Linked DNA regions of Homo sapiens: region 2 is linked to region 1. A link is a contact called in ENCODE Hi-C data. All regions are on one chromosome and are shown on one strand. Each heading gives the region's core, a stretch centred on a gene start or an enhancer-like site at or near the end of the contact. The rest is flanking DNA. Distances are from core to core; before and after follow the strand shown.

Region 1 (5,731 bases), core at 3,065-5,564:
TTGGCTTTGCCAATCAAGTCACTCCATCCCCTGGACAGTGACTGATCTCTTATAGAAGAGCTTACTATGGCCAGACATTATTATTTGTACTTTACAGATATTTATTTAATCTGAACAAAAACGCTGTGTGCTGGGTACTATTATTATTATTCTTTGAGACAGAGTCTCGCTCTATCCCCCAGGCTGGAGTGCAGTGGCGTGATCTCGGCTCACTGCAAGCTCTGCCTCCCGGGTTCACGCCATTCTCCTGCCTAAGCCTCCTGAGTAGCTGGGACTACAGGCACCCGCCACCACGCCTGGCTAATTTTTTGTATTTTTAGTAGAAACAGGGTTTCACCGTGTTAGCCAGGATGGTCTCGATCTCTTGACCTCGTGATCTGCCTCGGCCTCCCAAAGTGCTGGGATTACAGGTGTGAGCCACCGTGCCCAGCCGCTGGGTACTATTATTATTTTCATTTTACAGATGAGAAAATTGGGCTGCCAGAATATAGAGCCTAGAAATATATGTAGAAGGTACTCAGTAAATATTTGATGAAAGAACGAATCCTTGAAGTTCAAAGCACTTTCATATTCATTATATAATGTGATGACAATAAGGGATGGTATTTTTCTGAGGACACCGCAGCTCAGAGATTTTAAGGAGACTCACCAAAGTTAGGGGGATAGTTAGTGGTAGGGCTGGGAACTACTTTGATCCTGGGCTGTGACCTTGTTAGTGTCATCGGTGGATTCCTATAAAAGCACATCCAAAAGGTAAGTGGCTAGGGAAATTCAGAGTCCAGGCAGTATCTGGTTTTGTATTTACCGACAGATCAGCCATTCCAGCTTTCTTCACTGCTTTGTGTAGGTCCAGATTTCTGTTTGGTCTCAATTTCTTTCTGCCTGAAGAACTTTCTTTAAAGAGTGTTGGACTTTGTTCTGGTGCACAGATCCTTTTTAGACTGCCTTTAAGCTTTTTCTAGAGCAGCCTGAGTCTAGGACCCTTTTGAATACTCTTCCTGATGTTTATGTATTACAAGGTTCTTCTACTCAGGCTGGTGGAAATGCCAGTCATTTCCAGCCCTGAGTGAGCCCCACATCCATGTGCAGATCAGTACTCAGCCTATAATTTGAGGTGACTCCTTTACAGATATCAAGAGCTATGGCTGCCTCTGATTCTCTGAACTTTTATCTCTGATCCCTCAATTCAACAAGACCCTTGAACTTGGTTTGGATTTCCTCTTTCTGCACAACAGCCTGGAGTAAGGGCAATCCTAGGGTTTGCCTTACTGGATGTTTCCTTTCTCTCAGCAATCACTGGTCTGTAGTACCTTTGTCCAGTGACTGAATACAGCTGTTTCATATATTTTGCCTGTTTATTAATTATTTGTAGTGGGAGAACAATTCCTATAGTAGTTAGTCCTTCATGGAATGGAAGTGGAAATCTGGCATCTTGTTTGAAGTTCCAAACATTAGCATCCCAGGGATACCTGTATGTCCCTGTTTCTCAAGAGCACAGATATCACCCTCTGCTTCCTTTTACTTCTTTCTATTTGATGCTCCCTATTTAAGGGAACATGGAAGTTACTGGTAGACTAAATTGCTATTTGATATGGTTTGGCTGTGTCCCCACTCAAATGTCATCTTGAATTGTAGCTCCCATAGTTCCCATGTGTTGGGGGAGGGTCCCAGTGGGAGATAATTGAATCATGGGGGTGATTTCCGCTTTCACTTGGCTCTCTAATTCTCTCTTGCCCGCCACCATGTAAGACATGCCTTTCATCTTCTGCCATGATTGTGAGGCCTCCCCAGCTATGTGGCACTGTGAGTCCACTAAACCTATTTTTTTTTTTTTAATAAATTGCCCAGTCTTGGTTATGTCTTTATCAGCAGCCAGAAAACAGACTAGTACACTATTTGAAGCAAGCAGAATATTCACTCTTGCTTGTTGAAGATGAGATGGAAAAACAGACCACCCCCTCTACAACATACACTCACTCCCATGCTGTTTCTTTTCTCACATAGCTCCTGGAATGCTGAGATGGCTTGAGAAGCCGGGGGTGTATGTGGATGTGAACTGATTATAAGCTCTGTGAGGGCAAAGCACACATCTCTTTTGTTCATCCTTATATACCAAGAATGAACAGGGGAGTGGACACCACTGCCTTCTTGAATGAATGAATGGAAATATACAAATTAGTACACACATGCAGAATTGTGAATCTGGGAGTGTGTGTTGGGGGCAGGGAGAGATTCTTAACTGCCTGTCAATTGTACCTTTTTGAGGAAAAACCAGTTTGACAGCTGTGTGAATGTGTACGTGTGGTGTGTGTGTGTATTTAGGTTGGTGAAGTATCTGGCATCACTGTCCTGGTTGCTTTTCCAGTATGAGCAAGTGCAGTTGTTAACAGCATGTTTTTCCACAAAGGGACTGGCTTTTACGTGACACTACCCAGTGAGGTGGGGCAGTGTTTTTAAGAGGAGTATCCATAAAGGCTAGTAGCCAGGTTAGCAAGAACATTTGTCACAGCTCTGCTTGCTGGTGATGAGTAGGAGGAGAACCAGTGAAGACTGGCTGTCCTGGTTGATAATTTTTGTGGAATGGAAAGTGGCACCTGTAAGATAACTGATGATCTCAGGGAAGGGAAAAGGACGGGGGGGCCAGGGGAAAGGTGATGTATGTAGAAATCATGAAATGAATGTATAGGAGTTAAGCATTTTTTCTACTGTGTCTTCACGTGGATCAAATGCATCCTTCAAATGCAAAGACTAATTTTCCTCCCTTTGTTATTTTGGGGTCTCTTTTGATGTCATACCACCTCTTATTTTGGCATTAACTTTCATGTCCTTTGCCTTTATCATTTGTGATCAGCTGCTGTGTTTCCATTTGGTGCCCTTTTGTAATTTATACTTTCAATACTGTATTGCTTGCTTGTTTAAGTTTGGGTCAGAAGCCATGAATGTGACAGGATACAATGTATTGCTATTTCAGTAGCTTTAGAATCTTCCTTTAAGTAGCAGGACCTTGAGATTACCAAGTGAATTTATTCCTGTGGAGTCAAACTTTCTAATAAATATCCAACAAAATATTACCTAATTAGACACTTTTAGTCTTTTATATAATATTCCTAGGGCCACCACCCAGCAAGTAGATGTTCTAAAGATAAGGATAGTAATATCTACTTCTGTAGCAAAAAAAATACAATGGATTTAAGAAAATTCTAAATTATACCATTTAGGTGAAAGTGAGCACCTGGCATTCTGTCACTAAGCAATGAATTGGGGTGACATTAATGTACAGAATTGTCTCTAGTGAATGGTTTGGTAGCTTTTCCCCCATCGCCCCATTGTAAATTGATGACAAATTTAAAAGAAGAAAGTCATTGCTCATATTAGTGTTGTACAGTTGAACAGATTGTTTTCATTTTGAGGACTAACAATTGTAGAGTTGAGTGTAGTAAAGTGGAAAATTGCAGAAATGAAAGCATTCTATAAACCATTCTTTAATTACTTTCAGAGCATAGCTATTCATTGACAGTGGCCTGTGTTTCTAGAAAGACAAAATGAGACGCTGAAGAACTCATTGCTTATCTCTGATTAATTGAGATAATTAATGGACTTAAAGTGCATTGAAAGTGCCTAGCATGTTGAAGAGGGTTGATAAATTAAAGTTATTTAAATTATTTTTCAAATTTACCATTTAGCCATTTTTCTGTGTACAGTTCAAAGCATATTCACATTGTTGTGAAACATACCTTGAGAATTTTTCATCTTGCAAAACTGAAACTCCATACCCACTAAACAAAAATTCCCCATTTCCTGCTCCCCTGTCCCCTGGTAACCACCACTCTACTTTGTTTCTGTGTATTTGAGTACTTTAGATACCTCATATAAATGGAATCATACGGTATTTGTCTTTTTGTGTCTGGCTTATTTCACTCAGCATAATGTCTTCAACATTTACCCATGTAGCATGTGACAAGTTTTCCTTCCTTTTTAAGGCTGAATAATATCCCATTGTATGTATATACCACATTTTATTTATTTATCTATTGATGACATTTGGGTTCCTTCCACCTCTCTGCTATTGTGAATAATGCTGTGATAAACATGGGCATGCAAATATCTGTTCAAAACCCTGCTTTTAATTCTTTTGGATATATTCCCAGAAGTATGGTTGCTGGAGCATGCAGAATTATATTATTAATTTTTTGAGAAACCACCATACTGTTTTCCATAATGGTTGTTCCACTTCATAATCCCAGCAACTGTACAGGGTTCCAGTTTCTCCACATCCTTGCCAACGCTTGTTATTTTCTGGTTTTTTGTTTTGATAGTAGTCATCTTAATGGATGTGAGAAGATATATTATTGTGGTTTTGACTTGCGTTGCTCTAATGATTAGTAATGCTGAGTGTCTTTTTATACGCATGTTGGTCATTTGTATGTCATCTTTGGAGAAATGTCTAGTCAAGTCCTTTGCTCATTTTTTAATGGAGTTATTTGGTTTTTTGTTGTTGGATTGTAGGGGTTCTGGATATTAATTCCTTAGCAGAAATAATTTTCAAATCCAATGTCATAAAATTTTTATGTATATTTTCTTTCATAAGTTTTATAGTTTGGGGTCTTATGTTTAAGTCTTTAATCCATTTTAAGTTAATTTTTATGTATGATGTAAGATAAGGGTCCAGCCTCATTCTTTTGCATGCAGATATTCAGGTTTCCCAGCACCATTTGTCGAAGAGACCCCTTTCGCCATTAAATGGTCTAGTCTCCCTTGTCAAAGATCATTTAATCATATATTTGAGAGTTTGTTTCTGGGCTCTCTGTTCTATTCCATTGGTCTCTATGTCTGTCTTTATGCTAGTACCATGCTGTTTTGATTACTGTACTTTTGTACTGTTTTGAAATCAGAAAGTACAAGACCTCCAGCTTTGTTCTTCTTTTTCAAGATTGTTTTGGCTATTCAAAATCCTTGAGATTCCATATGCCTTCCTGGATGGATTTTTCTGTTTCTGCCAAAGATGCCGTTGGGATTTTGATAGGGATTGCTTTCAATCTGTAGATTGCTTTAGATAGTGTTGTCATCGTAACAATATTGTCTTCCAGTCTATGAATATGGGATGTTATTTGTATCTTCTTTAATTACTTTCAGAAATGTTTTTTAGTTTTCAGTGTACAAGCTTTTCACCTTCTTGGTTGAAAGTTAATTTAATTTTTAAAAAGACTAGTTTTACAAACAAATAATAGCTAAACCACTCTAAACTTTCAGCGACAGGTTGATAATTAAGGAGAAAAAATGTAATCCAAGCTCATGTTAAAAAAAAAAAACAAGGAATTACAATGAAAGCAATTTCCATTTCCTTCTCTAGAAGGAGCCACTCTTAATGGGTTTTGGTATCTTATTTTATCACATGCTCAATAATTTCTTTGCATGTTTAAACAAGTATATCCATTTTACATTTATCATATACCATGTTGTGCAACTTGGATGGTTATTTAATATTGTTACTCCTTTAACATACCAGAAAAGATTTTTTAATTGAGTGTACCCTAAATCATTTAAGCAGTACTGTATTGAAAGCTTCCCGTATTTAGCCACTGATGACTTTTGCCTGTTTAACAATATTCCTCAGAATCTGAAGTCTAAATATTAACTTCTGTCCAAATACTCTGGCTTGGTAAGTGAGTAGGAGTAATAATTTAAAATAGAACTTTCCATGTTATTTCACTTAGAAAAAATTTTGCAAGAG
Region 2 (5,776 bases), core at 975-3,474, 180 kb after region 1:
TCTAATTTACTCATTTAAAATGTACAATTCGATGGCTTTTAGTACATTCACAAAACTGTGCCACCATCACCACAATCAATTTTAGAGCATTTGCATCAACTCCAAAAAGAATACCCATTAGCAGTCACTCCTCAATTTCCCCATTCCCCTTCCCTCCAGCCCTAGACAACCACCAATCTACTTCTGTGTCTATGGATTTGTCTATTCTGGACACTTCATGTAAATGAAATAATATGTCATTTTTTTGTGACTAGCTTCTTTCCCTTAGCATGTTTTCACAGTGTACCGACGTTGCAGTATGTATTAACATTTCATTCCTTTTTATTGCTGAATAATACCCCACTTTTGTTTATCCATTGTCAGTTAGTTGACATTTAGGTTGTTTCCACTTTTTGACTGTTATGAGTAATGCTGCACAAATTTTTGTGTGGACACGTGTTCTCATATGTTTCATATGGGGTAGACTTGCTGGGTCATATCATTTCGACTGTTTTTCAATGTTGAACAAGGATACCCCCAGATTTTACAACTGACGAACACAGGAAAATGTGTGGACTTAGAGAAGAGTCCATTTTGTGGACAACATTACTACCTAATTCTTTTGCTCAAAACAAAAACTGGGTAACAACCTATCACTTATAGAAGAAAAATCAATCAGTCAGCAATTGTGTCCATTGATTATCTAAGGAAGTCTCTATGTTATTCAGATGTACAAACCACAAAAACGAAGTATTTAATGTCAAAAGTCAATCTTTAGCAAGACACTCTCACCTCTTTTGTGTTATATTAATTGTTTAATTGCTAGATAGAATGCCATGGTTTTCAGGGAATACACAGACTGCAATACAGAGAGTGTTTGCCATTATTTTGACATTAATGCTGCACCTCATCTGTTTAAGAGACAATTTATTTCAACTCTGAGCATCTATTATTTGATTAGTGCAGGGGGTAAAAATATCACGCAAACATGGTTACTTTCCTTACAAAGACCACGATCCAGTGATGAGGATGAGACTAGACTAACTCACCAATCACTAATGCCAGGCACGCATTAGCGCGTGGCTACTCAGATGAAGGACAAAGCACCATCAGTTGGAGACATGAAGAGAGACCTCAAGGAAAAAGTGGCATTTGACATGAGTGTTGGCAGATAAGTAAGATTTTGATATATAAATGTATGTGGAGAGAACACTGGAAACTGAAAGAAAATAACATGAATAAAGGCAGATAAGCAAAGCAAAGTGTCTATATGGGTAGTTCAGATTTCACTTCCCTCAATACTGCTTACTAGCCATAATACTTATCTGAATTCTTACCTGTAATTTACCTGAATTCACCAAGTAGCTGTTTCCTCATTTTTAAATGGGTAAAATAATGCCATCATATGCTGTGAGGATTAAACAATAATATATTTTAAATGTTCATTACAGTGTTTAAGACATAGTAAATGCTCAATAAAAGTTAGTTTCAAGATAATTGGTTGGAATTCTAGGTAGATGTAAGAGAGTAGAAAGTAGGTTGGACCCATATTGCAGAGAACCTTGTGTGGGATGAGAAGTTGGAAATTCCACCGTAAGCAGTAAGGAATTACAGAGATTTTAGAGTAAGAAAGCGACCTCATTAGAGTTCCGCTGGACAGGAGCATATAGAATGGGATAAAATTGGATGAGTCTTCAGAAGGCCATGTAATTAGTCCTAGGGAAAGGTAATGAGGACCTGAGATAAGACAGGAAGTATAGAAATTAAAATGAGGAGTCACTTCAAAAGGCTTTATAAAGGTGGGTGATGCGGATATAGTGACTGCTTACATTTTGGAGGCAAAAGAGAAGGCAAACTTTTGAGCCTGCATAGCTGGGAGAGTAATAATGTCATTAGCCAGGAAGAATGAGCTAAGAGGAAAGATAATGAGATAATACTTTGGCTCTGAAGAATTTGGGGTACCTGTGAGGCATGTGTGTGAAGATGTCTGGTGGACAGAAAGGACAATAGAGCACGGAAGAAGGGTCCTGGCTAGAAACTCTGGAGTCACCCGCCAAGAACTATTGGTGGAAGCGAGGGGTGGGTGACACAGATCCTTACAGGAGCATTGAGACTGCTGTAAAGAGGAAGAGAACCAGGAACTGAGATGTGCATGAGACCAGTCCTGCGTGTCTGAAGAGGTTACCAAGAGGAAAGCCCTTCATAAACTGTCAAGTACTGCAGAGATTCAAGCTGATGAGAAGCAGAGGAATGAACAGCTGCTTTGGAGAAGGCCACAGGGAGCCCTTTCCTGAACCAACAGTACCACTGTGATTTTTGGATGGTTCTCATAACCAGTCAAATGGATTAATCACACTGCTAGTCCCTTGGGTAGGATGTGATGGCAAAGGAGTCATGAAGCCAAGCTTTTTTGACAAGAACATTTGCTCTTGAATGCTTCAAGTAACTTGCTGGTCATTCCAATGTTCTTGATTATGTCAACTGCTTTTTGAGTCTGTACGTTCAGCCATTTATCCAAATTAAGTAATGATCCCTGGGGGCTTCGATGGCAAGGCATTGGCATGGGAATCAATGGTGCCATCTACTGTCCTTTTCTTTGATAGAAACAACTTCGGGAATAAACTCCTTTTCTCCCATCACACATTTAGCATCTGGTCTTTTAAAGTATAAATAGTTCCACATTTTAAAGTTTTTAACCAGTCAAAGGATGGTTAGTAGCACTGGCCCCTAAGTGCTAGCAAGATTTTTCTGATATCTCCCCAGATGGTTATTTGGGAGGTCAGAACCTGAGGCCCAGAAGTCAGGGACCATAAGGGAAGGAGGTCACCATAAGGGAAGGAGGTTACAAGTGTCAGGCGCTGGCACCAGGCTTTCCAGGTGCCAGTACCTGACACTTGTAATCCCAGCGATTTCCCACAAGGGCTGTAAGACTTTGTTACTTTATCTCCAATTTTCAGACAAGGACTAAGAAAAGTTAACTAAGGTCAAATGCGAGCAAGTGGCTGAGCTAGAAGCTGAATCTTGATTTGCCTGACTCCTGTGTTTTTTCTACTAAGTAACTTCTGCCGGATTTGTGACAATTCTTGCAGACATTTACCCCGTAGTTCGCGAGCATCAATCCTCAGACTACAGCTAGTGGGGAAGCTGCACTTCATGGCATTGGATCTTTTATTTTTTTCTTAAACCATTTAGCACTTCAGCATTTATGCTAAATTCATCATGCCATGTGTTTTTCTGGATACATTTTATTTTCAAATGCTTCTATGATTGAATTAAAGAAATCAATTCCTATTTCAGTGTGACTATTTTTCCTATACTCTTCTTAGATGAATCTGTGACAAGAGAAGGGTTAAAAATCAATTTCATGTCAGTGAGCGGGTCATTGTTATTAGTACTTTTTAAGTACTTTGATATAACTTTGTTTTTTTGGAAGTGGGGTCTTGCTGTGTTTCCCAGACTGGAATGCAGTGTCATGATCATGACTCACTGCATCCTCGAACTCCTGGACTCAAGAGATCCTCCTGCCTCAGCCTCCTGAGTTGTTAGAATTACAGTCACCAGGCACTGTGCCCAGCTCTCTATATATTATTACAGAATATTATTTCATAAGCAAAATTGCAAACATAAAAAATTGAAAGTGCTTAGCAATAATAAAGCTCCATTCTAGAAATGTAGAAATTATTAAAAATTGTATATTTTAGTTATTCATGGATAATGCAAATATAACAGCCATTTTGTGCAAAATATATGATAAATCAGAGTAAACTTAAGAATGTCCATGTAAATTAATTTAATAGTTTTCATGCTTTCCCCAAATATGCTGAAAAGGTCTCACTTGCCCTAGGGAAGTACATACACATAAAGCATGCCTTAGTGAGGTCTGCAGTTTTGCTAAAATAAATCACTACTTTCCAACATTAAGGGGAAACAGTAATTTATAGGACTGCAGTGAATACAAGTTTTTTAAATTATGGTCTGTCCTAGGGGAAAACTACCCCTGTACAAATGTATTTACAAGAAAATAGTTGGAAAAGTTTGGAAGCCTGCGCACTGTGGCATAATCTTTTATTACCATAATTATTTGCCTAAGTTAAGGTGCTTATCAGACTTGATCTCAGCCCTAACAAAATTTGAAGTAGTAAAATAGCATTCAAGTAAGACCTACATCATTACAGCAATATCCCTGATTCTTCAGATTTGAGGAGCGCTAAAGTTTTCTGAGCTCTTTTATCATACTGCCTCTCCAATGAGGTTCCTTACCTAGAATAAATAAGAAATTAAAATATACTGATTTATAAGCCATTTGACAAGAGTAATTTGTAAATTAGGTTGGACCTAAGGATGAACTATGATGGTTTTATTGAGAAGATTACAACTAGTGTCCAGTCTCTGTAGGGAATTTTCTTCCCTCTAGCCAGAGCACATTTGAAAACTTTTCCTTTTATGGCTTTAGTTAAAGAAGAGAGTTGACCTCTACACAAACTCTCATGAGCACACATAGAGTTGTGTGGGGTTTTTCTTTTCTGTCACCCCCCATCACTTCATATTTTAGACAACCTAGGCCGAGGGTCCCCCATGTTCATCCCTTTCCTGCTGAGACCTAGGTCTCTTTGGAGCAGACTCCTTCCCTAGATTAATCCCATTGTCTGACTTTTCAACATCCCACAAAGGGCTGCTATGTCCTAATCAAACAAACAAACAAACAAAGAAAAAACACACATGGTTACATGGATTGGAGCCACTTAAAGTTCACGTTCTCGGACTTCTCCCCTCCCCTTGCCCTAGAGCTGTCCCATGGGATGCCCTTGGCAGCCTTCTCTTCCATCCTCTTCAAAGGCTCCACCTCCCTCAGACCCAACCACCTCCCTTCATCCCTATTCTCAACTGACAACTTCCCCGCTCACAAGCTAATCTACTCCTCACCCACCTTCATTCCTTTTTTTCCTTTCCTTTCATTCCAGGGGACAAGGCTACTCCTACCACTTCCCTCAGGAATCTTGTTCCATTAACTATTATCTCTCTGGTATTAATGTTCTATCTCTCCTTGATTGATTCTTTCCCTTAGCAGACACAGACCCTCTTGGATTTCCTGCCACCTCCCTGGTCCACATCTTGGGCTGACGGTCCTTAAATGTAGGTGGTCCCAGGCTGTTTTTGAAGCTCTCTTCTTTTATTACTCTCTATACTTTTCTTTGATATCCCCATATTTACCCTGTAACAGTCAGGATTCAGTCAGGAGATGGAACCACACCAGTTATGTTAACTGAGATAAATTAACATGAAGAATTGTTAACTATGTATAAAGTTGTTAACTAAGTAACCCAAAGAGTGAAAAGAAAACTCTAAGACATGGCAAAAGTAGCACCTGCAGGAAGCAACTCCACCTCTAGGGCTGAAAGGACAAAGGAAGAAGCTGGAATTACTAAAACCAGAATGTAGAAAAGAGACTGCCTAGTGAGGGACCCAGACCTTGGAAGAGGGGACATAGTTGGTCACTGCTAGTGTCTCTAAGCGGGGGTAAGAGGAAGCCGGTTTTGCAAGTGTTAAAAAAAAAACTACACACTGGCCCCAACAGCTGTTACTGGAATGATCTGCAACTGCTGGAGGGAAGCAGTGAGGTTGCAGGGAGACTCACATCCTGTCCTCCCTCCAGCCCTGCAGCTTCCCTCTATTAGCAGAGCCTAAGAAAAAGCCAAACGGTCAAGCAGAAATGAGGTTTGCAGAGTCCTAGCTCCAGCATCAGAAAGCATGTATGGAGAGCACATTTGGAAGAAAATATAAAAATGGGCACAACTCC

What was found. Hi-C counts contacts between places; a loop is a spot of excess contacts on that map. Pooled maps may share reads with other maps.
Region 2: a pooled map shows a loop between it and region 1 (2.1-fold over the local background). The contact joins two enhancer-like sites. A Hi-C loop is called at or near these places in 7 of 168 maps with a recorded cell type or tissue (IMR-90, Right ventricle myocardium inferior, chondrocyte and 2 more) and 5 of 50 pooled maps.

Annotation. Positions count from the first base shown.
Region 1 is chr14:59,242,422-59,248,152 of GRCh38, forward strand. All of the region lies in intron 1 of DAAM1 (dishevelled associated activator of morphogenesis 1), which reads left to right. Among named protein-coding and RNA genes, the nearest start is that of DAAM1, 57 kb to the left of the region's middle. Within about 2 kb of position 4,315, at least 2 of the 41 ENCODE cell types and tissues checked have a DNase peak (open chromatin) inside an H3K27ac peak, as active enhancers do.
Region 2 is chr14:59,420,136-59,425,911 of GRCh38, forward strand. No RefSeq gene overlaps it. Among named protein-coding and RNA genes, the nearest start is that of GPR135, 42 kb to the right of the region's middle. Within about 2 kb of position 2,225, at least 3 of the 41 ENCODE cell types and tissues checked have a DNase peak (open chromatin) inside an H3K27ac peak, as active enhancers do.